6 separate regions of the Mus musculus genome follow, and regions 2, 3, 4, 5 and 6 are each linked to region 1. A link is a loop called in an ENCODE intact Hi-C map of the cell type or tissue named here. Cell type or tissue: heart. All regions are shown on one strand. Links, peaks and the distances in the headings refer to the core of each region. The heading gives the core; the rest is flanking DNA. Region 1 overlaps Tgif1 (TGFB-induced factor homeobox 1). Region 2 overlaps Lpin2 (lipin 2). Region 3 overlaps Dlgap1 (DLG associated protein 1). Region 4 holds the start of Myl12b (myosin, light chain 12B, regulatory). Region 5 holds the start of Ypel5 (yippee like 5). Region 6 holds the start of Lpin2 (lipin 2).

What was found. Hi-C counts contacts between places; a loop is a spot of excess contacts. Peaks named below come from ENCODE experiments on the same cell type or tissue, not always from the same donor. Only the 100,000 strongest peaks of a DNase experiment are listed, where the experiment ranks them.
Region 2: a loop joins it to region 1, with 2.3 times the contacts of the local background. A loop is called at or near these places in 8 of 42 quality-filtered maps.
Region 3: it touches region 1 in a loop (3-fold over the local background); 11 of 42 quality-filtered maps call a loop at or near these places.
Region 4: a loop joins it to region 1, with 2.4 times the contacts of the local background. A loop is called at or near these places in 11 of 42 quality-filtered maps.
Region 5: a loop joins it to region 1, with 6 times the contacts of the local background. A loop is called at or near these places in 2 of 42 quality-filtered maps.
Region 6: a loop joins it to region 1, with 4 times the contacts of the local background. A loop is called at or near these places in 8 of 42 quality-filtered maps.

Annotation. Positions count from the first base shown.
Region 1 is chr17:70,845,357-70,849,356 of GRCm38, forward strand. Tgif1 (TGFB-induced factor homeobox 1) reads right to left here. Exons shown (of 3, transcript NM_009372.3): 2 at 816-1,042. Among named protein-coding and RNA genes, the nearest start is that of Tgif1, 3.9 kb to the right of the region's middle. In heart, for the core only: a CTCF peak has its summit at 1,852 (motif pointing right); DNase peaks (open chromatin) are centred at 935, 3,875 and 3,945; H3K4me3 peaks cover 2,226 bases; H3K27ac peaks cover 2,190 bases.
Region 2 is chr17:71,194,003-71,198,944 of GRCm38, forward strand. All of the region lies in intron 1 of Lpin2 (lipin 2), which reads left to right. Among named protein-coding and RNA genes, the nearest start is that of Lpin2, 13 kb to the left of the region's middle. In heart, for the core only: a CTCF peak has its summit at 2,239 (motif pointing left); no DNase peak of the experiment used is centred there; H3K4me3 peaks cover 459 bases.
Region 3 is chr17:70,735,741-70,740,682 of GRCm38, forward strand. The region is part of intron 6 of Dlgap1 (DLG associated protein 1); the gene reads left to right. Among named protein-coding and RNA genes, the nearest start is that of Gm36746, 21 kb to the left of the region's middle. In heart, for the core only: CTCF peaks have their summits at 1,844 and 2,654 (motif pointing right); DNase peaks (open chromatin) are centred at 1,961, 2,561, 2,921 and 3,861; H3K4me3 peaks cover 1,489 bases; H3K27ac peaks cover 2,123 bases.
Region 4 is chr17:70,988,534-70,993,475 of GRCm38, forward strand. It overlaps Myl12b (myosin, light chain 12B, regulatory), which reads right to left and starts at 1,983. Exons shown (of 4, transcript NM_023402.2): 1 at 1,940-1,983. In heart, for the core only: a CTCF peak has its summit at 3,872 (motif pointing left); DNase peaks (open chromatin) are centred at 1,998, 2,298 and 4,348; H3K4me3 peaks cover 2,639 bases; H3K27ac peaks cover 2,768 bases.
Region 5 is chr17:72,833,458-72,838,399 of GRCm38, forward strand. It overlaps Ypel5 (yippee like 5), which reads left to right and starts at 3,171. Exons shown (of 3, transcript NM_027166.6): 1 at 3,171-3,334. In heart, for the core only: a CTCF peak has its summit at 2,769 (motif pointing right); DNase peaks (open chromatin) are centred at 2,904 and 4,084; H3K4me3 peaks cover 2,270 bases; H3K27ac peaks cover 1,922 bases.
Region 6 is chr17:71,181,566-71,186,507 of GRCm38, forward strand. Lpin2 (lipin 2) reads left to right here and starts at 1,967. Exons shown (of 20, transcript NM_001357791.1): 1 at 1,967-2,179. In heart, for the core only: no CTCF peak of the experiment used is centred there; DNase peaks (open chromatin) are centred at 956, 1,946 and 3,326; H3K4me3 peaks cover 3,141 bases; H3K27ac peaks cover 2,545 bases.

The sequences.
Region 1 (4,000 bases), core at 1-4,000:
TAAAGAGGTAATAAAAGGGGCTCATCTGGCACCAAGGAAGTAGCTCAATGGTAGAGTACTTGCCTAGTACACCAGTGGCCCAACAGCAATGATTTTTAAAAAATAAACTAAAATAAAGCTTTTTTGGCCTTCCCAGCAAGTCAGAGGCACCTAAGCTGGGTCGGCCTGCCATAAGGGCAAGTTTACTTTGTCTATGCCATCATCCTTAACCCTTTCAGAGACAAGGAAAAGGCGCAAAATCTCAGATACCTGAAAATAAATAGCTTTAACGAAAGTTCACCTTTAAGTCTCTTTCAACCTACTACCTACTGCCCCAGCATTTGAGTTAATCAACTACAGGAAAACATTTCCTGTTTAAAAGAGGCCACACCTCCCAGTAACTGATTTCTCTCAGTTCAAATGACTGTGTCAACAGACACAACACAATTACCTCACCAAGGTCTGTCCTTGTTTAAATAGCAAACCAGTTTCCTGGGCAATAGAATAAGGTTTAACCTCCTTCTCTTTCAGGCACTGAAGGAAATGCTTCCTGACAGATGAATGTCAAGTGTTTCTGTCCTCTATTAAATAGCCAATTATTACCTTTTCACCCTATAAAGTTTACAATGAAAAGATCCTGTTTCTCTCTCTCTTCCCTCCCTCCCTCTACTAGGCACCAGAGAAGAGCTTATAGCCTGGCACACAGGAATGCTATAAATTGTCTGTAAATAAAGAAGAAAGTGTATGTATAGGTTAGGGGCATAGTTCAAATCTGGGCTGGAACCCCAACACCTTACGGGGCAAATTCTGGCACAAACTTTTATCTTTCTCCTTACCTGTAGTGTGGACAGGTGTGTCTGCTGGGACAGCAGTGCTTTCTCTTGCTCTGAGGGATAGGCGTTGTATCTGTGTTCATACAGCCAGTCTCGCAGAATCTGGACTGACTCCTTGGGCAGATTGCCTCTCCTCCTTCTCTTGCCAGAGGCTGCTGATGAGGAAAGGTCCAGGGGACTGTCCATGCTGTCTTCATCCTCAGAGTCACTGCCAGATGCTGCAACAAGACCTGAGAAAGGACAAGGCCCGCGGTCACTTGCTTTCACCAGCAGGGAAACTTAGTCACTTCCTTAGACTGTTCCACATCCTTGTGATTTTTCAACTACTGAGTGTGAAGTTTTCAGTCGGGGCCAAGGTGTCCAAGGAAAGGCCTGGAACACGAAGGGTGCCGGGCAGTGTGGGGAATGGCCCTCACAACCTTGTCTTTAAGGTCATCCATCACTCATGAGAGACAGCAATCCAGTGAACAAGGACATCTTATATGCTTTTTTCTCTCCTTTCGTGAAAGGCTTGCTGTTAAAGCAAGCACCGTCCATTTTTATATACTTGAAGGTTTTTTTAAGACTGTCAATTAGATATGAACCTAAATGCTACCCATCAGTCCTTAATTCTTACGTGACAAAGAAAATTGAATATGTGCAACCCACCAAAAAAGCTATTTTGGTGGTACTTTAATCCCACCAGAAATGTTAAGAATCCAAACCCTACAGAATATTTCAATCAGAGCTCAGTGACAATTCCGGCCAGTTGGACTTTGATAGACATTTTGAAGTTTAGAACACTTCTAAGAAATGCTATTAACTCCTTTCAAACCTACAAGCCAGGCATCTGTGAGACTGTCTCTGTTCATCTCAAAGGTCTTTTCTTTAACTTTGTATAGCTTTTTTTCCCTCCAATCCTAATTAAGTCCCTTTACTGATCTAGGAAATAAAACCAGAATATTCTTCACATTGATACATCAACTCCGTGAATTTTTAAAGGAATTTATTTTACAACTGGGAGCAGGCTGACTTTGTTGACACATTTTTAGCTTTGGACTGCAGGGGGCAGAAGGTGCTAGAAGGAGTTCCTACAGGAAACACTCAAAGCCCGCAAAGACAAAGTAAAAGCAGGTTCTAACAAAAGACGCGGATGATTTTGCAAATTCACTGTAGCTTAAGGCTCAACAAACTGCCACAAATAAACCACAAACACCTCCATTTTTAACTGCCATGCAATTGAAGGATTCCTTCCTGAAGATGAAATCAATCTGTTTCAAGAAAAGAAAGTCTAAAGAAAGGGCAATTTTAAACCTGAAAGAGCTTTCATTGTTCAGAATCTGAGAAACTTTAAATAAAAAACAAAACAAAACACCCATATTGAAATGAGTGAAAAACTATTAATTACAAAAAAAAAAAAAAACCAAAAAACCCAAAAACCCTCCTTTGATTACAAATGAGTTTCACATTTGCTTTGGTAACCAAGGAAAACTAACTTTTAAACATGCCAGGTTAATTGGGTAACTAAGTACATTTGAATAAAGCAATTTGCTTCAACTCCCCCAACTTCAGAAAAGCCAGACATTCTTCAACACTACTTATTTCCTTCCCCCTCTTCTTAAATCTAGGAGGGGAAAAGTGTGAAAATTTGCTCATTGAACAGTTAATTCCCAACTGTAAATTGGCAATAACAAAGTGCTTGAAACAAAAACCCCCTAAAGCCTGCCCTTTGATCCGCCTGCTTGGAGTTTGACAAGAAGCGCGGTCTTTCAGAATAGGTTAGGGACACAAAGCAGGTTTCTGTTAAGCAACACCAAACTGCCGACTCTGTTCATTTGAGAAAGAAAAAAAAAAGAAAGCCAGACCCCTAGACCTCTTTACAAGTATTTCCAAAGCATGCACAAAGGATGAAGGAAGCGGGGAAGTTTTAAGACTTGGTGCCTTGGGCACACCAGCTGATCCGTTTAGTGCTGCGAGATCACGTTTGCTACTGTCAAGGCTATTTTCATTAAAACTCCCTCCCGATTATGGCTCGACTTGGAAAAACAAAGACTTTTTTCCTCGTTACTCATTTCCTACTGTAACAGAGCTTTTGAAAAGTTTCCCAGTTAGGACTTGTTTCCAATCATCTCGCTTTGCTTACACTTTGAAAAAAAAAAATGCGGTTGGGGAGGGAGAGGTGGGTGTGGGACAGATTCGGAATCCTCTTACTCCATCCACATACAAGGAAATGTTGTTCCGAAAGCCACAAGATGGCCCGTGGAACCCACGGCTCTAGGAAGCAAATCTTGCTTCTTCACTTTCTTTTTCTGAAGTCATGAAACATGGAAGTTGGGAGGGTGGGGGGTGGGGAAGCACTTGGATATCTTGGAGACTAGAAAAAGAATATGGGGGAAAAAGATCAAGGGAAAACCAAACCTAATTAGTCTCTTCCCTATGGACAAGTAACTCGGATGGAACTTTACATCCAAGGCACTAAATCCACAGCTGGCTGGAAGTGACCCAGCCAGTTCAGCCCTAAACAGATTCAACAGGCTTGGAGACCCCGAGAGGACACTTGGTGATTTTCCTAGTTGAGCGAGCCCTCTTCCAGCCTGCTTTGAAGCCATTTTTGGAGCTCTTTCTTTTCGGGCGGTCTCGGCTTTCTACAGAGGGCACTCTATTACCATATACCAGTCTTTGTTGAAAGATGCTCACTTTCCTAAAACAGACAATAGGCGGGACAGGTTTAAGCAGTCCAGGCCCAAGGACAGGCAGGGAAGCTCACCCTCCCCTCCCAGGTAATTTCAGACAGTGGGAGGCAGGGCTGTGGAGGCTTGCAGCCGAGGGAGGGGCAAGAGGAGAGAGCAAGCAGCTTTTGTTCTTCAGCCCCAACTGAAGCCCGCCTGCTAACTGTACAAGTTAGCAACGGAGCTGGCCCCTGGTCCCTAAGGAAGTAAAGAAATGGGGCGGTGCGGTTCATATCCTCAAGGGTCTGCCCCCTTCCCAGACCCAGTGCCGAGGAAGCCTAAAAAAGGGAAAAGGAGCCAGGACAACCTTAGCAGTCTCAGCTCTCCCAATGAGAAACTCGAAATCGGTCTCAGCAAAGTTTCCTCTCCAACACGTCACCGTTCATCGTTTCCATGAGTCGGGGGGATTGACTTGGGGAACCCACGCTCTTTGGGCTGGGGACCTCGCATCTGGGGAAGGGGACACCCAAGAGGGTGGAG
Region 2 (4,942 bases), core at 364-4,363, 350 kb after region 1:
TATTCTGGTCTTTCTCTGTTCCTACATGTTAAAGTAACCTCTGCCCCGTCCCACCCCACCCCCTCTTACTTTCCTCTCTCCACACCTCCCTCCCTCATTTCCCTAACATTTAGATTTTATCATAGCACACTGAGGGATGACTGGCTCAGTGGGTAGGCATTATGATACTGTCTCAAAGGGGAATGCTGTAGTTTTGACCTCAATTGTGTTCCTTTGCATTTAAGTTAGGTTTAGAGAAATACAAGCCTCCAAAAGTGAAATGTGCATAGGCATGAAGTATTGCCGCTGACACCTGCTATGCAAAAGTTGGCAATGAGCCTTGGAGTTAATAGCAGGTACAGAGATTTTGGTGGCTGAGAGAAGGCCTTTGGGAGAACCAAGAAATAGTTGGTGTAGGGGCGTTGTTCTGTTTGTGGATATGTGTGTGAAGCTGTATGTGGGAAAATGCTGTTCTAGGGTGTAAAAGTATCAGTTCTTTCTGCATCTTCTCTGCCTGTTGAAAATGGAGTATCGATAGCCATTACAGATGGCATGTAACACTGTTAATGTCAGCCTCACCTGTTACCTAATTATAATTTTAGTAGTTTTTAGTATTACCCTTTATTATATGAGTAGTGGAAGGAAACTGTTGGCTCTACTAATGAAAATGTAGCTATGAAGGAGAATGATTGAGAACACAACCAAAGGTACAAAGACTGTTGTGGGGTGTGTGTGTGTGTGTGTGTGTGTGTGTGTAACCTGACACATTTAGCTCCTTTTTTGCCCATGTAATATATACATTTATATACATTTCAATTATTCTGTCATACTGGAAAACACCTCTCCCAGTAAATCTTTTAGCGTTAGAGGTATTTTTCACCCTTCACGGTGGTAGATTAAGGTTTTACAAATAGTTTAAAAAGTTACTCACTGCACTATCTGATGATGAGTCATGTATATAAGAGAAATGAACTAAGTTTTTGGCTTATGAGTGTTGTGACTATTGAAAGAGCACTCTTAGAAGCTAGATGGCTCCCTTTTCAGAGCCACATTGGGTTCCCAGTATTCATGACAGATATGGCTTACAAAGACCTGTAACTCCATCTGTAGAGGAACCCAAATGCCTCTGGCCTCCACAAGTACCTGTTAAAAATAATAAAAATAAATAAGAAAGAATTCATGGGTAGGAAAGAGGAACTGATAATGTGCTAGGTGGTGATATGTTGATTATCAGGGCCTTAAGAGGTGACTCACACATAGCCTTCATGTGTGATTTTGCAGAGATGTGAGTGTAATTAGAAAGTGTTGCACACCGTGGGGAAGTGCTCCTACCTGCCTGAGCACAGGCCTGGGAGAGCTCAGGCTGTTAGCTTCACCTTTACAGCTGTTTCATATGGCTGTAGGCTCTTCTGACCCATTTCTGTCTTGTCCTGCCTGATTGTAGCTAGACTGTGAATTAGACCTAACTTGTTGAGCAATGGACTGAAGAGTGGCATTCAGTTGGTTGAGCTCCTCAGAAAGGGAAAAGGATTCGCAAGGCTAAAAAGACTTAAAGCACTGTTGATGGCAGTGAGAATTTAGATGGAGTCATTTGTATTTTCCTGTGTCCCTCTCTAAATAGTGACCACCTTCGTGGCAGTGACCCAACTGACAGTTACTGATTAAGCATGGACTGTGCGTGGCATAGTTTTTGTCTTTAAGTAGTTTTTGGGCACCACCTCATGGAGTCCTAACCACAGTCCTACCTGATAGGTGTTCCTGCCCCAGGTCAAGCTGAAACTAAGAATGGTTATGTGCTGCAGGTTCTTATCATAGCAAGTGAGAGCGCTATGTATGATGTTAGACGCAGCTTACGGACCTGCTGGCCCACTGCCAACATTTCTAAGAACCTAGCAAACCCGTCAGTCACAAATAAGGGAAATGCCATTCGTGTAACTTGGTGGTTCTTGTGTTGCTCATGAGGGCTTATAGCTGTAAACCCAGCACTGGGTAGACCGGAAGGAACATCATTAGTTTGAGGCCAGCCTAGGTAGGCTACCTAGTGAATTTTGCCAAGGCTGAAAAATGAAAACCTGTCTCAGACCTAACCAACCATCAAAACAAAGAGGACTAACTAAATACACAAATGAAGAATGATGGTGATTACCACCTGGGGGCAGGTTTGCTGCCAGCAGACTTTCAAAAGTAAACAGAATTTTTGTTTTGTTTTGTTTTGTTTTGTTTTGTTTTTAATTGTTACAGTTTAAGAGAGGGTGCTGCTGACATCTAGTGGTTGAAGGCCAGGGACGCTGAGTGTCTTTTTATTCCCAAAGATTTATCTGACCCCAAATGAAGTATGCTAAGACTGGAAAATCCAGACTTAAAAATATATCAAAAGTTAGAAAGCCAGGCCGGGCGTGGTGGCACACACCTTTAATCCCAGCACTTGGGAGGCAGAGGCAGGTGAATTTCTGAGTTCGAGGCCAGCCTGGTCTATCGAGTGAGTTCCAGGACAGCCAGGGCCACAGAGAAACCCTCTCTTGAAAAACCAAAAAAAAAAAAAAAAAAAAAAAAAGCTAGAAAGCCAATCAGCATTCCTGTGGTCTGGCCGCTGACACCCCCCCCCCCACACACACACCTCACTGCTCTGCTGTTCTCCAGCTGTTTCTTTGTGCATCACAGGGCATGGTATGAGGCAATCTGACTGATGCTAACCACCAATTCTCTTGGGCAAATTGAATCTATGTTTAAAAACTTAGATAGAAGTCTGCAAAGAGAGAAAGCCAGCTTATGTTCCAAATGTTCTAATGTTGCAGTCTTTCTAGAGTGCAGGGAGCAGAGTTAGAGGATGGCATGGTTCCTGGCCTGTAAGAGGAAGTATTTGGTTAGTGGACATTGTATTTCCATATTCAGATCTTGGAGGGATAGATGTGCATGTGTGTACATCCTGTGCTACTTTAAGGACTGTTGTCATGTATGTAGTAAAGCCAGACTGAGCTTTTGGCTTTACTACATGCATGTGGTGGCTTTTCTTGGTTGTCAACCTTGACTACATCTAGAATTAACTAAAACCCAAGCAGCTGGGTATAGCAATGAGGGATGGTTTTTCTTAATGAAGTTATCTGAAGTAGCCAGACCCACTTTTAATCCGGATCTTCTTATGAGGGAAGACCCACCCATAATCCAGACTTTTGGAGGTGAGAACATCCACTTTTAATGTGGGCCACACCTTCTGCTGGCAGTCTATAATGTAAGGACTTGGAAGAAGAAAGCTTATTCTTTCTACCTGCCTCTCCCTCCTTTGATGGCTTTAGAGTCTACTTCTCTGGAATTCTGGCATATACTGAAGACCATCTGAGCCATCCAGCCTTGTGGACTGAACAGCTACTGGACTCTTAGCCTTTTGTTGGTAAATAGCCTTTGTTGTATTACCTGGAGCATAACCTGTAAGCCATTATAATAAATCCTCTTCATATATATATATAGATATATAGATATAGATATAGATATAGATATATATATAGATATATATATAGATATATATAGATATATAGATTCATTCTATAAATTTTGTTCCTTTAGAAAACCCTGACTGATAAAGCATATTTTAACTACTTTGTCTGAGGAATAATTGAAAATTTTTCTACACCTGAATGTTCTTGTTTCACAAATAGTAGTTAACTTAGAATCAGAGGTTCTTGGGCTGGGGGCAGTGACTCAGTGAGAAAAATGTTCATCCTGAAAGCACAGCACCCGAGTTTGAATCTCTAGAACCACGTACAGCTAGACACATTATCAGTTGTCTGAATCCAGTGCTTCTATGGCAATATGGGAGGCTGAGACAGGAGAATTGCTCCTGTCCCCATTAGCTGGTCCATGCAGCAGCTGACAACAGAGACTCTGTGACAAACAAGGTGGAAGGCAAGGACCACAGAGTGTCCTCTGACCTCCATCTTTACACACGTGACTATGCAAGTGCACACGTAGCACACATACCACATTCATTCTTAGAATCTATAAGTTAAAGAGGGGCTCTAGGAAAGCTTTGGCCACAAGACATTGTAGTTGTGTGAGTATACATACACATTATGCTGTCTGTCAACGAGGACACTGGATAGAAGACACATCCCAGCACTTGGTTAGGCTTTGAAAAATGTGATTATCATAAACTACCATTTAACTGTTTTCTCCCAGGCTACATAATAGATCCTTAGAAGCCTGATAAGGGCTGGAGAGATGGTTGCGTTAAGAGCACTTTATTGCTCTTGCAGAGGACAGGCGCTTGATTTCCATAGTGGGGTGAGGGTGAGGGTTCACAGCTCCCTGTAACTCTAGCTCCACATGGATCTAATGACCTCTTCTGGCCTTCACAGGCACCTGCGTCTGTGACGTGCGCTCAGTAAAGCAGTAGCTCAGTATTAAGCAGTAGCTCCCTAGCCCTCGTCCTAACGCAGTCTGTGCGTGATCTTTCACATTCCTTTGTAGGCCAAGGCTAGTCTTCAGTCCTGGCTCTCCTCCTACCTTACCTTCTTGAGTGGCTGGGACTGCAGACATGTGTATCCACACCCAGCTCTAGTCTGACTTATTAATGTGCCTTTTCTAGGTTTTTAGTTTTGTTTTTGTTTTTACTGAAATCATATGATGCCCTTTTATGTATGCTTTGTTTTTTTTTTTTTTTTTTTTTTTTTTTAAGCATGCTTCAGGGACTGGCTAGCATATGTCAGAACCTCATTTGTTTTTATAGCTAGAGAATATACATCTTTTTATATGTTCTACATTTTTCTCCATCTACTAATGGAACATTGTGAGTTTTCCAACTAACTCATTCAGTATTCTGAGCAATGCTTCCATGAACAATTTTACTTACAAGCATCAGTTTGAGTCTCTTCAAGTTTTCATGTACATACCTGAATATGGAATGACAGGATTTTATAGTCACTCACTGTTTAGATTTCTGAATAACTGCCAGACAATTTCCACAGTG
Region 3 (4,942 bases), core at 506-4,505, 110 kb before region 1:
ACAGGAACTCAAACTGAGCAGAACCTGGAGGCAGGAGCTGATGCAGAGGCATGGAGGAGTGCTGCTTCCTGGCTTGCTCCTGATGGTTTGTTCAGCCTGCTTTCTTTTAGAACCCAGCACCACCTGAGGGGGTGACCCCGCCCACCATGGGCTGGGCCCTCCCACATCAGTCACTAATTAAGAAAATGCCCGATCCCTGGATCTTATGGAGGCATTTTTCCCTATTGACGCGCTCCCTTTCAGGTGACTCTAGCCTGAGTCAAACTGACATTAAACGAGCCAGGACAGGAACACTTATCTAAGCCATAGCAGGGGACATGAACTGATGGGACTTCTGGGATGCTGACCCATTCTGTACCTTGGCCTGGAAAGTAGTTATAAAATGACCTTTCTGTAATTGTTATTTAAGAATATTATAAGGCTGGAGAGATGGCTCAGCCGGTAAGAGCACTGACTGCTCTTCAGAAGGTCCTGAGTTCAAATCCCAGCAACCACATGGTGGCTCACAACCATCTGTAAAGAGATTTGATGCCCTTTTCTGGAGTGTCTAAAGACAGCTACAGTGTACTCACATATAATAAATAAATAGATATTTTTTTAAAAAAAGAATATTATAGAATAGCCGGGCGTGGTGGCGCACGCCTTTAATCCCAGCACTCGGGAGGCAGAGGCAGGCGGATTTCTGAGTTCGAGGCCAGCCTGGTCTACAAAGTAAGTTCCAGGACAGCCAGGGCTATACAGAGAAACCCTGTCTCGAAAAAAACAAAAACAAAAAAAAAGTGCTTAAAGTATATGATTTCATATATGTGTATGTATATGTGTATATGTGTGTGTGTGTGTGTGTGTGTGTGTGTGTATGTGTGTGTGTATCAATTGCCAAGTCATACAAACACCTCCATGACCTAAAAATGAACATCTCCCTATAGCACTCTCTCTGCCAGTGGTCCTTTGGTTGTGACCCTCACAGAGGTCACATATCAGATGTTTATTTACATTGTGCACCATAACAATAGCAAGACTACAGTTGTGAAGTTGCAACAAAATAATTTTATAGTTGGGAGTCACTGCAACTTGAGAAACGGTATTAAAGGTTTAATTAAGCATTAAGCAGGTTGAGAACCACTGTTCTATCCCAATGCAAACCTACCTAGTGTCCCTAATAAATATTAGAAGCCTCTACCATAACGAGCTTAAAGCCAGACACTTTCTACTGCGAAGGCTTAACCAAACCTAATCGCCTGGAACACAGTTTGTCTCTGTCGGCAATGACTGACTTGGAGGCTTTGCTTCTCCGTGGAGCAGAGAGCAGATCGTTGAAGGTCGCTGTCCTGAAGAAGCTGGCGCACAGGAAGCAGTGAGCGTCACCTGGGCCAAGTGCCTCAGCTGGAACACCACTTCTTTCCACCATTCCCCAGCCACTCCACCCAACACACTCACAAGCACATACCCACCAACCAATGGTAGACACTGCAAAAGAAAACGCCACTCAGCTGCACAAGAGCAAATTGGTGGAGCATGGTAGCTCCTTGTACAATATATGTTTATACATATGTGTGTTTATATATATACATATATATGTATATTAGAGAGAGAGAGAACAGACAGGCTCAGAACACACTATATAACCATGAACTTATTTTGATCCTCCTGCTCAGCTTCTTAAATGGTGATATTACAGGCAGGAGCTATGATGCCCAGCCTGAAGAGACGTTAGTAGTCATAAATTGGATGAGCATGTGATAATGGGGTGCTGTACAACTAAGCAGCAGGGTATGGAGCTCTCTGCTCGGGAGACAGGGATGAGAACTGGGACTTCCCACAGACATTACCTCATGGTCTCAGCAGGGGGAGCAGAGGCGCTTTGCCCACACTTCACAGCCAGAGGCTCCTGGCTGGTTTTCCCTTTTGTGCTGTGAGTGGTAGGTGGAGTTTCCTTCTGTGAGCATCCCCGAGGACCATTTGTTTTGGCTTTTAGAACAGGAAGGGGGCACGGGGTGCGGGGAAAGCTACATGTGTGGGAGGGAATTTATGTTTCTTAGTAGTTGAATTCTTTTTCTCCTGAGGTAACCTGGGGTGAGGTGACCCATCTCTCCCTCTAGTTAAGGTAGTGACCCTCAATCTTCGTAAAGCGTCCACCCTTTAAAACAGTTCCTCGTGTTGCTGTGGCTCCCAACCCAAAGATTATTTCTGTTGCTACTTTGTAACTGTGAATTTGCTACTGTGATGAATCATGATGTAAACATCTGTTTTCCTACTTCTTATTCTAACCCCAAAGGGATCTCGACACACATGTTGGGAACCACTGAGTTAGAGGAATCGGAAACGTGCAGGAAAACTCCTTTATACCTGTTAGTCCCCTCTGATCTCTAACTGTGGATGAGATGACGCCTAAGGCGTAAAAGTTCTTCAGGGAAAAATGGATGGGCTTGTAGAACAGAGGAGGTAGCCCGTGAGAGGTGGATGGTGAGTATCCTGCAAAAATGGCCTTATAGCTCAGGAAATATGACGCAGCAGGATAGAACCTGCCAGGTGGGCAGAGCAGTCAACTTTGAAATCCCAGAGGCCAGCCCAGCCCTTCCGGTTTCCTGGAATGCTGTCCTTGTCACGTGGTGGTTGAGGAAAAACCCTGCAACAGCAACAGGGAAGCTGGAGTGACCCTCGTCCGCCACTAGGGGGCAGAGAAGCCGAGTGACTCGTATAAAGATACACATGCCAGGCTGAACCACCCCCCACCCCCCATCCCCACCCCGAGTCAAGGACTCACAGCCGGTATAGGCTGGCTCGCATAGCACAAGAGCCCACTGTCTCGCGGCCCAAAGCTGACGCCCTACCACTCAGACCAACAGTTGTGTGTCATGAGGAAGGTGGGACAGAGGTGACTCAGGGAAAAGCTGTTTTCCCCAACCCTGGCATTCGGTTAATCTCATTTCAAACCCTGTCACTCACCCAGAAAGACTGCTCAGCCTGCCTTACTTCCGCTGCTGGAGCCCTGGAATGTGGCAGCAGCAGCTGTCAGGGTGATGTGGAGGCCCAGCTGGGGTGGAGAGAGGAAAGGTACCACCCAAGGGTCGTCAGAGGATTGGAAGCAGTGAGGAGACCCATCCATCACTCAGTCGGGTCCAGCGCCACCCCACCTTACTGAGAAAGCTGCAGAAGGTGGAAGCCACCTCAACCCTATTTTTCTTCACGTGATAGAATGGAGACCGGGGCCTTTCGCATGCTAAGCAAGCATATAGACTGCATTGCCAGCCCTGATGTATTTTAGGTGCTGCTAATACTGAGTTTCTTCGCCGGGCGTGGTGGCGCTCCCAGCAGAGGCAGGCAAGGCCAGCCTGGTCTACAGAGTGAGTTCCAGGACAGCCAGGGCTACAAAGAGAAACCCTGTCTCAAAAAAACAAAAACAAAACAAAAAAATACTGAGTTTCTTCATGGATGTGTGAACAGAAGAGTCTCTAGGGTTGGGAGGTGTGACTCCTCCGTAGTAGAGCATTTGCCCAGCATGTGCAAGGTTTTCGGAGCTCAGCATCACAGAAAAGATAAAGGGAGGGGAAGAGAGAGAGAGAGAGGTTCCTTATGTATATGAAAGTATGCATCTATAGGGATCATGAATGCAAACAAAGCTTGGGAAATAAGGACTGATGTCAGCAGATATAAACAAGAAGACTCGTAACTGTGGCTTCTTATGTGGTGTTAGCCTTTCCTGTACACGGTCTTTGTTTAAACCTCAAGATTCCATCAGGGCAGCACCTTCAACACTGACATCGGGCAGTTGAGAGCCCATGCGCCTCTGATTACCCAGCTGACTTGATGCAGCTAGTTAGTGCCAACATTCTAATCAGTGTCTGTGTGATTCAAGCTGGGCTGGAGGAATGACCTCATGTGTGTGCTGGAAGTGAGTGTGTGGGCTGGAGAGATGGCTCAGCGGTTAAGAGCAGCACTGACTGCTCTTCCAGAGGTCCTGAGTTCAATTCCCAGAAACCACACGATGGCTCACAACCATCTGTCATGGGATCCAATGCCCTCTTCTGGGGTGTCTGAGGACAGCGACAGTGTACTCATATACATAAAATAAATAAATAATTCTTTAAAAGAAAAAGTGGGTGTGTAATATTTCCAACCAGCCAGGGAAGGGTTGCTGCAGGCAACAGGGAGAGGGAAAAGTCGAGAGTGAATGTATCCCTTCTGCCTGACCATATATAAACATACTTAATTTATATCGATGAATCTGTAGATATGATGTGTATTTATTATTAGCCTATATTTGTGCACATGTGTACTTGTGTATGTATATAGATATACAGATGGATGGATGGATAGATGGACAAGTGGGTGTAACTAAAGTAATCCAGTCACAGAAGGGGACAGATAATGTTACAGTAAAAAAAAAAAAAAAAAAAAAAAATCTTTGTAAAGGGAATAGAATCTATAGACTGCGTAATAATCCAACCTTCCAACTGGGCCAGATCCTTCACTGGGCCAAAGGAGCATCCCTAGGAAAGCAGCCTCACCTTAAACCACGCTAGAGAGAGAGGTCGAATAATTAGTCCTTTAATAAGATGCTGTGCTTTTCTCTCCAGAGTCCCCACCCCTAGGGCAGTAGCTTGCTGGCCACAGGGCTGCAGCATCTCAGGCTTATAGCTTGTAACCCTTCTGAATTATTTGGGAAATTCTACCTCTTCTCTCTCTCTCTCTCTCTCTTTGCTTTTTGGGTTTTTTTGTTTTTGTTTTTGTTTTTGTTTTTGTTTTTGTCGAGACAGGGTTTCTCTGTATAGCCCTGGCTGTCCTGGAACTCACTCTGTAGACCAAGCTGGCCTCGAACTCAGAAATCTGCCTGCCTTAGCCTCCCAAGTGCTGGGATTAAAGGCGTGCGCGACCACCGCCTGGCTGAATCCATTCTTAAATTCTTTTATTAATGAGACTAAGAACCCCCAAGTGGGGTCCC
Region 4 (4,942 bases), core at 399-4,398, 140 kb after region 1:
CAGCAGCTGCAAGGGCCGACCATGAAAACTTCAGCCACTGGCAAGGCTGCTGTGTTCCTGGAGCTGATGTGAAGTACGATGCCTGCCATGCTGAGGACACAGAACCAACCAAGAGGCGTCTTTAAGGTCTGTCTGGCCTCGCTTTCTCTTCCAAAGTCCAAGGACCTGACCATGGGGAGCACGCCTGTAAAGAATGTAATAGGCTACGGCTACATCCCTCTAATGCCTGGAAACAAGTCCAGAGGTGACACCACACCCAGAGCCCAAAGGGACTGTCCTGGATATCGTGTTTTTCAAGCCACTTTATTCCTCTGAACATCATGTAGTCTTTTTTTGGTTTGTTTGTTTGGTTTTTTCGAGACAGGGTTTCTCTATAGCCCTGGCTGTCCTGGAACTCACTTGTAGACCAAGCTGGCCTCGAACTCAGAAATCCGCCTGCCTCTGCCTCCCAAGTGCTGGGATTAAAGGTGTGCGCCACCACCGCCCGGCGGTAGCAAGCTTTGAGGCTCATTTGTTTACCTGTCCTCCTCCTTTGCACATAGTGAGTTCTGATACCCTTTTCTCCTGTGCTTGTGCCAGGTAAGGGGAACTTCAGAGGGAGGAAGGGAAACCTGCTTCGCCCGCCATGTTAAACTTGTCACAGAAGAATCAAAGACGCTGGTAACCGGGGCAGATGAAAGCCATCCCTACACAACTGTATCATTCAACCTTGGGGGAATGGGGATATCGGTCCCATCCCTGGCTTTCCTAACTTTGGCCAACCATTATCACCCAGGGATCTGTCCTTCATAAGCTGCAGCTCAGTGAACAGGTGCCTTTGTGTGTGTGTGTGTGTGTGTGTGTGTGTGTGTGTGAGAGAGAGAGAGACAGAGAGAGACAGAGAGAGAAACAGAGACAGAGAGACAGAGTGAGGAGCAAGTGGATAGAAAAACCCTGGTGGCATCATATGAATTCCTGAAGTGATGTTCCCAGGCAAATGACATCACCTCACTTAAGGGTTTATTGAAGGAGAAAATGCTGTGATATTTCTCTAACACACAGGACTACAGCCAAGCCATCTCTAGAACAAAAGCTGTCAACCCGATTCCCTAAACATCCTTTGTCGTGTTACTTCCTTGTCGTGGGTGACTCCCCAAATCCTCTTACGTAATTTTTCATTTCTCATCGAGTTTTCAGTACACCTCTAAAGAAAGAGGCCTACCTTGGCTAACTAACTACGTTATTTTATTGTATAGGGTCTCGCCTGGGGTCGTGTGTATCCAAGAGCCCTACCCTAACTACCTTCCTCTTTCCCAGCTAGTACTCAGTTATTGTTCTTCTCCCTTCCGGCTGACCACCCGCGCTTCTTGTGCACATAATACGATGCTCATCTTTTGAGCTTTTTGCTCGGTACCTCCTAGCAGAGATCCACCAGTTCATCTTGGATCCCTGGCTCAATATGTTCTCCATTCTTTCCAGCTTTCTTCGAATTGTCCTCTAACAATGAGCTAAATCTTTGCAAGACCTAAGACCCAGTAAGGATTTATGCAAATCAGCCCATTTTAGCATTTGCTAACCAGGAACTCTAGTACCAGTTCCTGGTTTCCTCTGGCAGGAACCATACACCAGCGGGCTTCTCCTCCCCCAACGCGTCTAGAACAGATGCACGCAGTTGCGCTAACACACAGCTTGGACCTGCAGCCTGCAGCCTGCAGCCGCGGCAGGTGCGGGCAGCCGGGCACCAGGTGTCAGTCATCGGATGTCGCAGGCCCAGTGCACACGGTCCCGGGGCCTCGTTCGGCCAGGGTTCGCCAGCACAGGAACCGCGTAGGGCCTCGAACCGAGCCACCTCCGCTCCACCAGCCGATGGTCCAGCCGCCCGCAGGCTCCAGGCGCGGTTGCGCAGCACTAGGGACAGATGCGGCCCGGGAGATGCCCCGCGGGGTCGAGAGCCACTCACCTGACCTGATGCTGCACACCCGAGAGGATCCGACCGGCGACTGCGACCAGCGGAGGTTGGGGCGGGACAGTGGCGGCGCCGCACTTCCGGCCCGGGGGCGGGGCGGAAGGAGCACCGGCGAGCCCGGCGCGACCAACCGTGGCAGGGGGTTGCTGCAAGCGTTTCGAAGACCCGGAGGACCCAGGCAGCCAGCGGCGGAAACTAGCCTGGCTGCACGACCCGACGAACTCAGCCCCTGTAGCCGCGAGTACATATTCCCCAGCTCACTGGCACGGCATCCTCCTGCCGCAGCCGCGCCGGCTTGCTGGTCTCCCCGGCTCCCAGCGCAAGTCCCGCGCCCCTTCCGCATTCCCGAGCCGAGGGCGGAGCGCCAGCGCTGGAATTTGACCCGGGTGGGCTGGGAGCCGCCCTGGTTTGGGGGTCCCCTGGCGCCTGCAGCGGGCAGCCCGAAGTTGCCTGATTTAGCAGAGGGCAGTTGGCCTGGTTAAACTGAGTTTTAGATAAACAATGCTCAAGAGAAGGAATGTAATCCGGAAGAGGGCGGCGGCTGAGCACTCTCCAGTGGGCTCCAGAAACGTTCTCGCTTATTTGAAATTGCACTCCAGCCAGTGGCCTTTACTTTCTCCCCGCCGGGAGGTCATATTCTAGAAGTCTGATCAGAAATTCCGTGTCAGACGGTGGTGGCGACACCTTTGATTCCAGCACTTAGAAGGCTGGGGCAGCATCTCTGTGAGCTGAAGGCCAGCCTGGTCTACAGAGCTTAGTTCCAGGACAGCCACGCTACACGTAGAAAACCACCTCCCTTCCTACCCCACTTCCAAAAGAAATTCCTCCAAGGCAGGAACACTATGGTCTCCAGCACTGAGTATCCGTGTACTTCACAGCAGTCCAGACAATACAAATACAACTTAGGGGCCAGCAAGATGGCTCAGCAGGTAAAAGTGCCTGTTAGCACGCATGACTGAGTTATTTTCTCAGGGCCCACAGAGAACAACCAATTCCTGTAATTTGTTCCTTGAGCCCCGTATGCAGGTACCAGGGAATGTGCAGCCTCCTCCCCAAACTAGTAGATAAAATGTAAAATAAGATAATAATCCTAATAAATTGAGGGTGGCTTTAAATATGCGCTTGAAAAAATCAGGGTCTGGGATTGCGTAGGTCAGAGGTGGAGAATAGGCGCCAGGTGGTACTGATGCTGTATCTTTGATCCTATTTGTCCTCAAAAATCATTGCTTAAATAATTATGTTTCTTATAAAGTTATGGCACTTTCAGGGTTTGTTACATAAGTCTACCACCACTTCCTAGATCCTCACCCTAGGCAATGTAAAATCAGTTAATGAGCAGGATGTGGTGGGCACAGGCCTTTAACCCTGGCATTCCAACGGGTAAACTTAACACAGCAAAAGTCCCTCTCAAAAACCCAGAGTGCGCACAGGGAGGTGGGTCAGTGGCTAAGAGTACTTGCTATGCAAACAAGAGGACTCAAGTTTGAAGTCCCAGCACTCATGTAAGGGCCAGGCTTCCCCTCTTTCCAGGGAACCACAAATCGGCTCCATACATAAACACCCCCCTCTCCCACATTTCCAATTTCTGTAGCAAACGAAGGAAGCGCTCCTATTTCAAATGAGGAAGATGACATTTTAAAACAACCTGGCCACATGAGGGCGGGCGCAGATCCACTTGGGTACCAGGTGGGGTTTGGTTAACCACACCCAGCTCCAGATAGACTAGACGCTGCTTTTTATCATAAAGGGACCATTATGAACAGCATGAATTCATTTTATAAATGAATAAATAGGTCAACAAAGAATAAGTAGCTTCGGGGACTGGAGAGATGGCTCAGCGGTTAAGAGCTCTAACTGCTCTTCCGAAGGTCCTGAGTTCAAATCCCAGCAACCACATGGTGGCTCACAACCATCCACAACGAGATCTGGCGCCCTCTTCTGGTCTGAAGACAGCTACAGTGTACTTACATATATTAAAAAAAAAAAAAAGTAGCTTTAAAGCCGTGCTGTAGCAAAACTGGGACTTGAAATGCTGAGAAAGGTCTCGCTGGGTGGTGGGTGGCAGCAGCTCAGGGCTCAGCACAGCCAGGGCTGCGCCCTGGGGGAGGGGAGGTAGTGGGAGGAAGAGGAAAAAACACCAGTAGGCCAGAGCACTCCAAATCCAGTAGGCTCCTCTATACTTCCCTAGTCCCTCCTAAAACGAGCTTTGTGTATAACTTTCCAAGGCCTGTACTTGAAGCTCTCTAAGTCAGTGTCTACCCACTCCTAAACTTCCTGTTGGTCTCAGCCCCTCACATTTGGTAGAAAGCGGTTTCCTTTGGGCACTGGAGTCCAGTGGCAACATAAACAACCGTAAAGCAGGTGAGCAGGCTGCCGTAAAGCAGACAGGCGGGTGGCTGCGCACTGTAGTGTTTTGCTGGGGCTTTGAAGCTGGAGGACCAACCCTGAGTTCCTTCTCATGACAGAAACGTCAGAGATCGGTTCTGCTTTCAAGCCCACTGCTGGAGGAGATTTCTTCGAGCTTTTTAATGGCAGCCATTCTTGCTTAAGCAAAACCCACACCTAAGCATAGAGAATCCTACTAGCAAATTAAGAGACTTAATTCATCCAGGATTGACCACCCACAGTTCCTAACTGCTATTTAGGGGGTTGCCTGGATGGAAATGGATGCTGCAAGAGCGAATTTTAGTAGTACTTTTCTTTTCCTACAGTAGAAATAAGATTTGTTAGCAAAACATACTTATGGTTTTTTTCTTAATTCCCCCTTCAGTAAAAGTGGAAATTCAACAAAACTCTAACACTGAGTGGATAAGCTGAAAAAAAGTATTTTGCTTAAAATCTAATGAAATTCAAGCAGGAAATTAGGACAGATTTCTGTGATTCTAGTCTTGAAGGAAGAGTAGGTGTTACTAGTTAATAGCCCCCACCCAACCCCCATTCTACAGGACTGGCATTATTGGGTTAAAGCCTCCTGCTGCTCAAAGGCATTACGTAATT
Region 5 (4,942 bases), core at 541-4,540, 2.0 Mb after region 1:
AGCAAAAACCATACATTATAAAAAAAATACCCAATACTAAGTCATTTCCTAATATCAGGTTACCTTTGTTCATGTTTTGATTAAGATAAAGGGAACTTCATCATTATTTCAACAGAAATTAGCCTCTCTGACTCCAGTTTATTTGCTTGGAGACTGGGTCTCAGACTAGCCCAGAACTCAGCTTCAAGCTCAGGTGCACAGGCTATGCTACCACATCTGGCAGCAATTCTTTTTTATTTTTTCTGTTTTGTTTTGTTTTGTTTTGTTTTGTTTTGTTTTGTTTTGAGACAGGCTTTCTCTGTCTGTGTAGCCCTGGCTTGTCTTGGAACTTGCTTTGTAGACCAGGCTGGTCTTGAACTCAGAGATCTGCCTGCCTCTGCCTCCCGAGTGCTGGGATTAACAGCATGCACTACAACCACCCAACTAGCTAACTCCAATTTCTGAGGGTCAAAAAACCAACTTTGTTTAGCTTGGTAATGTACAATTGTAGCATTATTAATCCTTTTTTTTAAAAATTGGCTTTTTTGGTGAATTTCACATCATGTACCCCAAACCCACTCCCCTCCCCCTCCCCTCGGACCCCCTACTCCCAAACAGAGGAAAACAAAGCAATATTGTTGTGGAAACAGTAGTGTGAGTGACACATACACACCTCTGGCCACCTTTTAAAGTCTGGACTAGTGGAGTAGCTTAATTTCAAACAAAGCTTCCTATAATTTTTATTTAACAGATACCAACAGTTCAGCTTATCTGCAGCAACTTAAGGAGTTAAAGGAGGTGGTGGTGCCAGTAGGAAGCAAGAACAGGGCAGGGTTGGATTATAGCCCACTAGACATAAGAAAGTGGTGACAGGCAAGGCCTAAAGAAACGTCTCTGCTGTTGAAAGGCGATACAGGCTCCATTTAGGACAGGCTGAGTTTCAAGATCTAGAGAGTTCTCTGTATCCATCCAATGTCCCTCTGACATTGGAAAAGAACAGAGATTACCATCTGAGACTGATTGAAGTGCCCGAGTCTATAATTTGTGGATAAAAATACATTTGGCACTAAAGAATGATCAGAGATGGAGAGGTGGCTCAGAGGTTAAGAATACTTGATGCTCTCACAGAGGACAGGAGTTCCAAGATCACTAACATCCATGTTGAATGGCTTGAAACTGCCTGCAACTCTAGCTCCAGATGATAGGACAACCTTCCCAGCCTCCTCCAGCACTCAGAGCAACATGTACATATGAAGACACACACACACACACACACACTAAAATTAAAAATGACTGATTGTGGCTAAATTAAAAAAGAAGAAGAAGAAAACTAGAAGAAGTACACTGTGTCCCCACCCTTCCCCATTTTGAAATTGTCAGCAGAGAACTGAAGTCTTCGGAAAGCATGCTAGGGTTGGTGGCACAAATCTGTAAGCCAGCTATTCGGGAGCAGCAGCAGGACAGTGGAAAACTGGAGACAAACATGGGCATTAAAGGTGGAATGTGTCTCAATCTAGTATTCAGAAAGAGGGAGGGCGATGGAACTGAGTGGTGGAGTACTGCCTAAAATGTATGAGACTGGCCTTGTTTCCAAATTCTGGGGGGAAATGAGGCACTGTACTTTCTTTCCTGGAATACATGTGTACCTTGATTTAAGACAGTGTCAGTCACTGTAGCAATTCCTGATGCTCTTGCCTCGGCTTTCCAGAGTGTCATGACAATAGCTATAGACCAGTGTACACAGCTCTAAGTTTAACAGTCTTGTATTAAATAAAAATAAAGGGATTATAAGAATCTCCCAATATACCCCAAAATGCTTTTTTTCCTCCAGCAAAATTCTCTTTAATCTAAACATAGTCTTTTATCTTTGATGGTCAGAGTAGCTTTTTGTTTTGTTTTGTTTTCTCGAGACACTATGTAGCTTTGGTTGTCCTGAAACTCACTCTAGACTAAAGGCATGTTCTACAAAACCAGGCCACAGTAACTCTTTATTTTATAAATGAATGAAAAGTACTGAAGGATTTAGGGTTAAGTATCAGGGTTTTGTCAGAACACATATTCTATGCTACAAATTTCAAGTGCTAGTATATATATATGTGTATAATTTATATATTTTATGTTTATTTAATACATGAAATATTTTGAGGTATTTCTGTCATCTTTATGGACAGCCAACAGAGATTTAATTACCTGGGAAAGCCAACGGAATGGCAAAAATTTTCCAACTTATCTTAAACATGGTGAGGGAGGGCTAAGGGGACAGCTGTCTTTTTCAACAAGACAGTTGATCTCCACATAAAAGACTTAAGTTTTTGAGAATTACTTCAACGGTCAAGAGAAAACTTGGGCCGGGCGTGGTGGCACACGCCTTTAAGCCCAGCACTTGGGAGGCAGAGGCAGGCGAATTTCTGAGTTCGAGGCCAGCCTGGTCTACAGAGTGAGTTCCAGGCTGTCCAGAAACCCTGTTTCGAAAAACAAAGAGATAGAGACAGAAACAGAGAGAGGGAAGAGAAGAGAAAACTTGGAAAGTTTGTAAATAGAACCAAGCACGCTGAAAAAAACCTTGTTTACAATGAATTCCTATATACCGAGACACAAAGAGTTCGGGATTTGTTTAAGGCAATTCGTGTAAGCCAAGAGAAAGTGGCCTGATGGGATGGTAAAACGGGCATTTCAACCTAGGTAGCCCTTTAACCTCAATACCAGCGTTGACTAGAAAACAGCCTCTTGTTTTCGCTTCTTCTAGGCTTCCTTGGCTATCAGGAAGCTATGGCCTCAGCCGCCAGCAGGTGACGCCGATGACGGGCAATGAGTCCCAGCTGCCGCAATTACCAAGGCTGAGGCGTCTCCTTTAAGAAGCTGACTCACGTGGATGCTGTGTTGTGTGCGCTCAGCTGGGAGTGGGGGGCGGGTCCTCACTCTCACTACATTGGCCGCCTCGGCCGAGGAGGCAGACTTAGCCTCCTTGATTGGCCGTAAGGATGCAAGGTGTCGAATTAGAGGCGGGGCGAGCGGCGAGGAGTCCGCCCATCCGCTGCGGCTTCGGGGTGGGGTGGGCGGCGGAGTGTAAGCGGGCAAGGGTGGGGGGAGGGCGAGCCCGAGAAGGGGCGGGGCCCGGCGGAAGGGGCAGAGTGCCAGGGAGAGGGGCGGAGCCTAGAAATGAAGGGCGCTGCGGGCCAACCGGGAGAGCCGCCTGAAGGGAGGGCGGGGCCACGCCCGGTGATTGACGCCGAGGCCCGACCGAGGAGAGGCGGGGCCAAGGCCTGACTAAACCTGAAGACTTGGGAGGCCGAGGTGGGCTTCGACCCAGCTGAGGAGCGAAGAGCTGCTGGCAGCGCCGATTCCCAGCACGCCGGTGAGTACGGCGGTGGGCGCCGGGATCGGAGTCGGCTGGGGCTCGAAGCCCTTGGGCCGGCGGCTTCGAAGCCTTCGGGGAGCGGCCCGGGGCGGGGGCCCAGGCAGGAAGTGCCTCTTCCCCTTCTCCACTCGTCCAGGGTCCTGGCCGGGCCACCAGGGCAATTCTCAGGACTGTGGGGCCGTGGGGCCGCGGGGCCGGGCCGGGCGGTCCTTCTTTGTGAGGCTGTGGCGCGGCGGCCGCCGCCGACCCGCCCCCGCCGCGCAGCGGAGCGCTCCGCGAGCCCACAACAGCCGCGACCCCCTTAGCGACCCGCGGCCCCCGCCCGCCCGCCGCCCTCGGCGCCTGTCGCCTGGGCCGCCGGTCCGCAGACAGCTCTCTCCGTGACACCCCCACTTCCTAGGCCGCCCCGCCCCCACAGCCGCCGTCCCCGCCGCAGCGTCGGGGGCGCGCCCGGGCTCCGATTCGGGGCCGGCCCGCGGGCCCGCGCTCCAGGGCCGCGCTCGCACCCCGCCCGCCCCGCCGCTCCGGAGGCTCGACTCGTGCTCGGGTGTCTGGGCTGTGGGCCGTGCCCGCCTCGTCGGTGCTAGCCCCTATCACGCTGCCCTCTGGACCCTGGGCGTGGGGAACACTGCCCGGTAGCCTGCGGGTGCCGAGCGCCCGGTCGCCCGCGCCTGCCCAGCTGTTCCGCCTGTGTTTGTTGTGCCGAGGAGGCCCCGCCGCCGCCGCCGCGCGCTCCGCCTTGCGCCGGGCGATTGGCTGGAGGGAGTCACGTGGGCGCGATCAGCTGGGCCGGCTGCGGGCGGTCGGCTTGGCGCAGACCCCGGTGCTGCTCGGGGAGCGGACCGGGAGGCTCTTTCCTGCTGGCTGCGGTGGGCACGCTCCTGCACACCCCGTTACTCCACGCTGCTGTGCAGGTTGGTAGGAAGCCTGAGTGTTGCCAGCGGGAGTGGGAAGCCGCAGTAGTACCCAGGTCTGTTTCATCCGGACGCCAGACTGATCTCCTTTTGGAGTGACAGGAAGGAAAGGTGTGCGACTCATTTATTTTTTATTTTTAAACTTTTTGTTTCTGTTTCCAGAGCCCTCTTGGAAATCTTGAGGATTTTTATTTCTGGTGGCTTTTGACAGATGGAAAATCTGAAAGTAATTTCAGGCTTGCCTTGCTTTTGGAAAATAACTGAACTTGGCTGGTTCAGGTCAACCGACCTTATCAGATCGGTTTTTTTTTTTTTTTTTTTTTTTTTTTTTTTTTGCATAGCCCCATAGGCGGGATTGCAACTGCATTACAACATAGAAAAAGTCGAAATCTTCTTGGGTGCATATTTGTGCCAGATGTGAAGTGCCTTGATATGGGTTGTTTTACTAAGAATTAATCGCATATGTACCTACAGTTTACTAGGTAAGGAGGAGATTCCAGAGGAGGGGAATTCTCTCTGGACTCCCAATTTAGTGAAAGGTTACAGACCAATGAAATCGAGAAACCGTGCAGGACCAAATATTGGTAAGTTATGAAATGAGTGTTACAGAAGTTCAAAGATGGGGCAGGGAGACACCAGGAGGAGGAAGTAGGAAGTATTCTGAGGAGAACAGATGTTGGGCCTAGAAAAT
Region 6 (4,942 bases), core at 439-4,438, 340 kb after region 1:
CGAAGCCTCAACTTGGCTGTTTCAAGACCTGAACAAGAACCATACCAATAGGCATATTAATATGGAATGGAGAATTCTTAGGGGACCCCACCCCTAGACAAAGAACTGCAGACAATTAAGTAATTCTGAGTGGGAGAAATAGTCTTCTCTAGGGAAGAGACACCCCAATTAGTTATCCAGTACAAAATGATCAGTCCTGAAATAATATACATACAATTAACATGTATGTGTTTATGTTATGAGCAGGCTGATTTATATATCTATGAATGTATGTATAAGCAATGAAAAAATAGAGGCCATGAATATGAGCGAGAGCAAGGAATGCATGAGATGGGTTGGAGGAAGGAAAAGGAAGGTGAAATGCTGTAATTATATCCTAATTTCAAAAATAAGAATTATTAAAAATAAAAACAAAAACAAACAAACAAACAAAAGAATATGCCGTTCCATGGCTTGTAAGGAGAGGCTGCAGTGCACGGTGGGGAAACCCCGAAAGGACACAGAAAGATATTCTTAAACAAAACATCAAGACAGCTTGCAACTCTAGAGTCAAAACATCTCGGGCCAAACTACATTAGGGGCAACAAGGTCTTCTCTCTTTGAAATGAAAGATACATCTAGACTAGCAGACCGATGATTGGTGGGGGAAGGTTCTTGGCCATGAAACTGGAAGGTGGTAGGGTCAGAAGGTGAGGAAAGACTCTGGGCAGTGAAGCAGATGGGAGTTGGGTGTGCCCCAACTTTACAGGTATCAGCTGGGGGAAGTCGAGGAACAGTCAACAAATATTTAATTAGTTCCTCTTCTGCCTCAGTAGTAGCATGAAGCAGGCAGCCACTAGAGAATGAGGAAAATACTATAAACATGAACCAATCCTTCTGAGTAAGGTGTCAAAGCCCAGAGGGGGCGGTGACAGAGGAAGGGCGGGTTGTCTGCTGCTTTCTGCATGATGAGAGGAAGGAAGCGTGAGAATATTTCCCTCCCAAGGTAGGAGGTAATGAAACTATCCCGAGAGAAACAGGAAAAGTCAAGAATGAGAAGCTAGAGAACAAACAGTAACAGCGTGTTCTACAGTCTGGGCTGCAAGCTACATTGGGCTCCCAATGGGAATGAAGGTGTAGCTGTTCCCAGTGCATTGACTTGGGGATTGAGGACTGGGTTCTCTGGGTTTAATTGCACTTCCCCACAGCGGAGGAGTAGTATTTCTCGAGCATTTACGGGAAACTTTCAACCTTGAAAACATTTCTTTCACTGGTAGATCAGATGAAGAGCCACGCTGAAGTGAAAAATCCCAGTAGGTTTGGGTGTCTCTGTGGACCTTGGTAACTACTGAGGCAATCTGGTTGAATTCCACACGGCGGTACTTAGGCAGGGAAACGAAAGGTTTCCCGGGTCCCAGCACAGACTATGCTCACCGCGCTTCATTGTTGCAAAGAAACTGCTGTGCCCAGGCCCATACCGGAGAGAGTTTGTATAAATGCATGGCTCAGCGGCCGGAAGACTGTGTCACACTGTTCATGCTCGCGGTGAGCACGAAGAAATTAACAAGCATTTAGAAGTGATGCCATGGCCTTCCATCGAAAGAACCAGCTGCAGATATACAAGACGAAAAACAGCCGCCGTCACTAACACTCGCAGCTGCAGCCGTTAAAGTGCACTTTTTAAGTAGGCGGTGTTATCACCGAGCTCCAAGGGTAAATAAGGAAAGATACGGGTTCTGCAGTGATCCCATGATGGTGCACTCGCGTTACGCGGGGACACCATTATGCAGCAGACCGTTTGCACTCTTTTTTGGTAGCTGGACTCTGAAGCCCGACGCAGCGCCGCAAGGTTGCCATGGGGACCGGAGGAAACTTTTTTTTAAAGCGCCCTTCTGAGGCCGGCGCCGGCGTCGAGCTGCTCTCTCCCCGGAGGGGCCCAGGGCTCCAGGCGCGCGGCCGGCGGGGGCGGAGCTCGCGTCACGTGGCCGGGCCGGGGCGGGGCGTGCGCGCAGTCTACCGCCAGCTCGGCCGCCGCCGCCGCTGCTGCCGCCGCCGCGTCCCATTCATGAGGCCCGGCGGGCTCCGCTGTAGCCCGCGGCTTCGGAGGCGGCGGCCCCGCCCCCTGCTCCCCCGCTTCTTGGGGCATCCCTGCGGGGCTGCACAACAGTCCGCCGAGTGAGAGCCGCGCGCGGTGCCGCAGGTAAGCGGGCCGGAGACAGCGCCGGGGCTTCCCGGGGGGCCGCGTCCCCGCTCGCGGCCTCGCCTCGCGTGGGCCACGTAGCCGCGGCCGCGCCGCCTGAGGACGCGCGGGCGTCTGCGGAGACCCTCACGTCGGCAGCGGTCCTCCGAGCCGCGGGCGGCGCGCCCGGGGACCGCAGCCCCGGGCCTGGGGGAGGGGAGCGGACGCCGGCGCGCGGTCGCGGTCATCCCCCGGCCGGGACTGGCGAGGTGCAGTTATTCCCTCAGGCCGTTGGCTTGCCCGCCGCCGCCGTCGCCGTCGCCGCCGCCTCCTGCAGGCCGCGGACCTGGTTTAGATGTGAGTAGCCTGTTGCCGGCGACCCCCGGGGCCCTGGAAGGTTCTGTCGGCTGTGGGAACCGGAGCTCTGAGGCCCAGTTTTGAGCGCCGCGGATCCACCCCAGCCTAAGAAAATTATTTTCATTCAAATTTAGGATGGCGTTTCGGAGCCATAATTATGCAGAACAAGACTAGGAAGATCGCCCTCGCTTTCAGAAAGTACTGGAACGCAGGATACTTGGAGAGGCACTGAGGGATTACTGAACAAGCGGCCACACACTTATTTTAATGCATCTTTGAGACTTAAAAAAAAATTAAAAATGGAAACTGAGGCTCTTGCATGGCGCTGAAGCTCATTTGCCCAGCAGTAGGGATGCTGGTTAAGTTGGTACCGAACCTCGCCTCACTAATTTAAAACGTTATGATAACACAAGTTGAATTTTGAAATCTATTTTGGGATCATTTGCCGGTTAGTGTCTGTGTTGATCCGACATTGATTGCTTTCACTGGCTTAAAACTACGAATCGTGGCAGGTATTGCTAGACTGGGTTAGCAACCCAGCCAGCCACCAAGTGTGGGAGGAAACAGGTGTTTTAGCCCTCGTTGGGCTGCCCTGCCCGGTGTGCCCTCTCACATTGCCCGTGGGTAGCCTCCTACGGGCTTCCTCCTAGTTAAATGTGTTCTTGATTGTGGTTTATCGGCCCCAGCGATCTTCAAGTTCGAGGTAGTAGCAGAATAGCTGTAGCATGCTAGAAATGAAATGGCTGGGTCTACTTTCGCGTTTGTGGCAAAATTGAGATTCGGCAGAGCAGCTGTATGCTTAAGAGGCTCTGGAAATGGGAGCATTTGAAAACCCTTGAACGCCAAGTGCAGTTAAGCAGATAAAGGGATAAAGGTCGGAGCTTTGTTTCTTGAATGGCTGTATGCTTGTTCTCCTTGCTTAGCCTTGTGCGTTTTGGTTTACTGACTGGACTATCCCCTGCACTGGGCACAGGATCCCCGCAGGCAAGACTCCAATAGCTGTTTATTACTAAGCACAGAGGCTGGCTTTTAGAAGAGCTTTGGTTGGGGCTTCTTGAGTGAAGAGAAGAAGCTGCAAGCAGTTTGTCCTTGTAGGTCACTGGGAGCCAGTGGAATGAAATGAAATCATCAAATTTTCTTGTATGGTATGCCTTGGATGGGATAATCTTGGTGCTATCACGGGTCAGAGGTGGTCAAAGGTTAGGCCAGTGAACATTACGGTGGACATTTTGTTGTGTTTAAATATTAATATTGGACTTAAATATAGTATAGGTCACTGCAGCTATCCTCTCTGATGGTGTGCATAATATACTTCAGAAGTGGGACAATGAGTTGGAACCCTTCTTGCTGGGAGGTGCACTGGTGCCTCCCTTAGGTGTTCAGCAGCCTGTGGGCAAGATCTTAAGTCTAAGTTAAGCCTATGTGTCTTGTCTTTGAAATCCTCTGTCTGTCCCCAGGGCCTGTTGTCACTTTGTTTAGGGGTGGGGCTGTAGGAAGTGTACCCTCTCAATCAGCTGGTCAGCAGGGTTGCAGGAGTTGATTTGCAACTTTGCTTTAGCTGTGTCTGACTCCCTTCATTGCTAAGTAAATTAATACTTTTGGCTTAGGTTCAGGGTCCTAGGACCTGTCACCTTCATGGCAAAATAGCTTATAGCTTTGTAGTCGGGCCTTCAGTTGTCAGAATCCAGTGTAAACAATGTCTCATTAAAACATTGGAATGGGGGCTGGAGAGATGGCTCTGTAGTTAAGAGCATTGACTGCTCTTCCAGAGGTCCTGAGTTCAATTCCCAGCAACCACATAGTGGTTCACAACCATCTGTAACGGGATCTGACGCCCTCTTTTGGTGTGTCTGAAGACAGCTACAGTGTACTCATATATATAAGATAAATAATTCTTTAAAAAAATTGGAATAGCTGGAAGATATACCCTGCAGTGATAACACTCTGATGATGTCTTGATAATAAAGTTTTTATGTTTTTGAGACAGTCTCATTCAGATAGTTCAGGTCTTGAACTTACTCTGTATTGTGTGCCACCATAATTGGTTGAGGAAGTTCTGAGACTTGAACTCAGGGCTTTGTGCATGCTAGGCAAGTACTCTACCAACCGAACTATATCCTAAGCCCCCTGTAATAAAATATTTGAATACATTTTCTTACTCACTTTGCTAACAGTTAGGGGATCTACCTCCCCTACAATGTCATAGGTAAATGTGTGCACTTGTGTTCATGTAAACAAAGAAGGGAGTCAGGTGCCTTCCTCTATTACCTTATACCATATTGTTTTCGGACAGGGTCTCTCCCTGAACCTACAGGTCATATATTTAGTTACTCTGCTAAGCCAGCAATTCTCACTCCAGTTGTCCAGACCTAATGGTGCTGGGATCTGAACTAGGTCTTCATGATTGTACAGCAAACATTTTTAGCC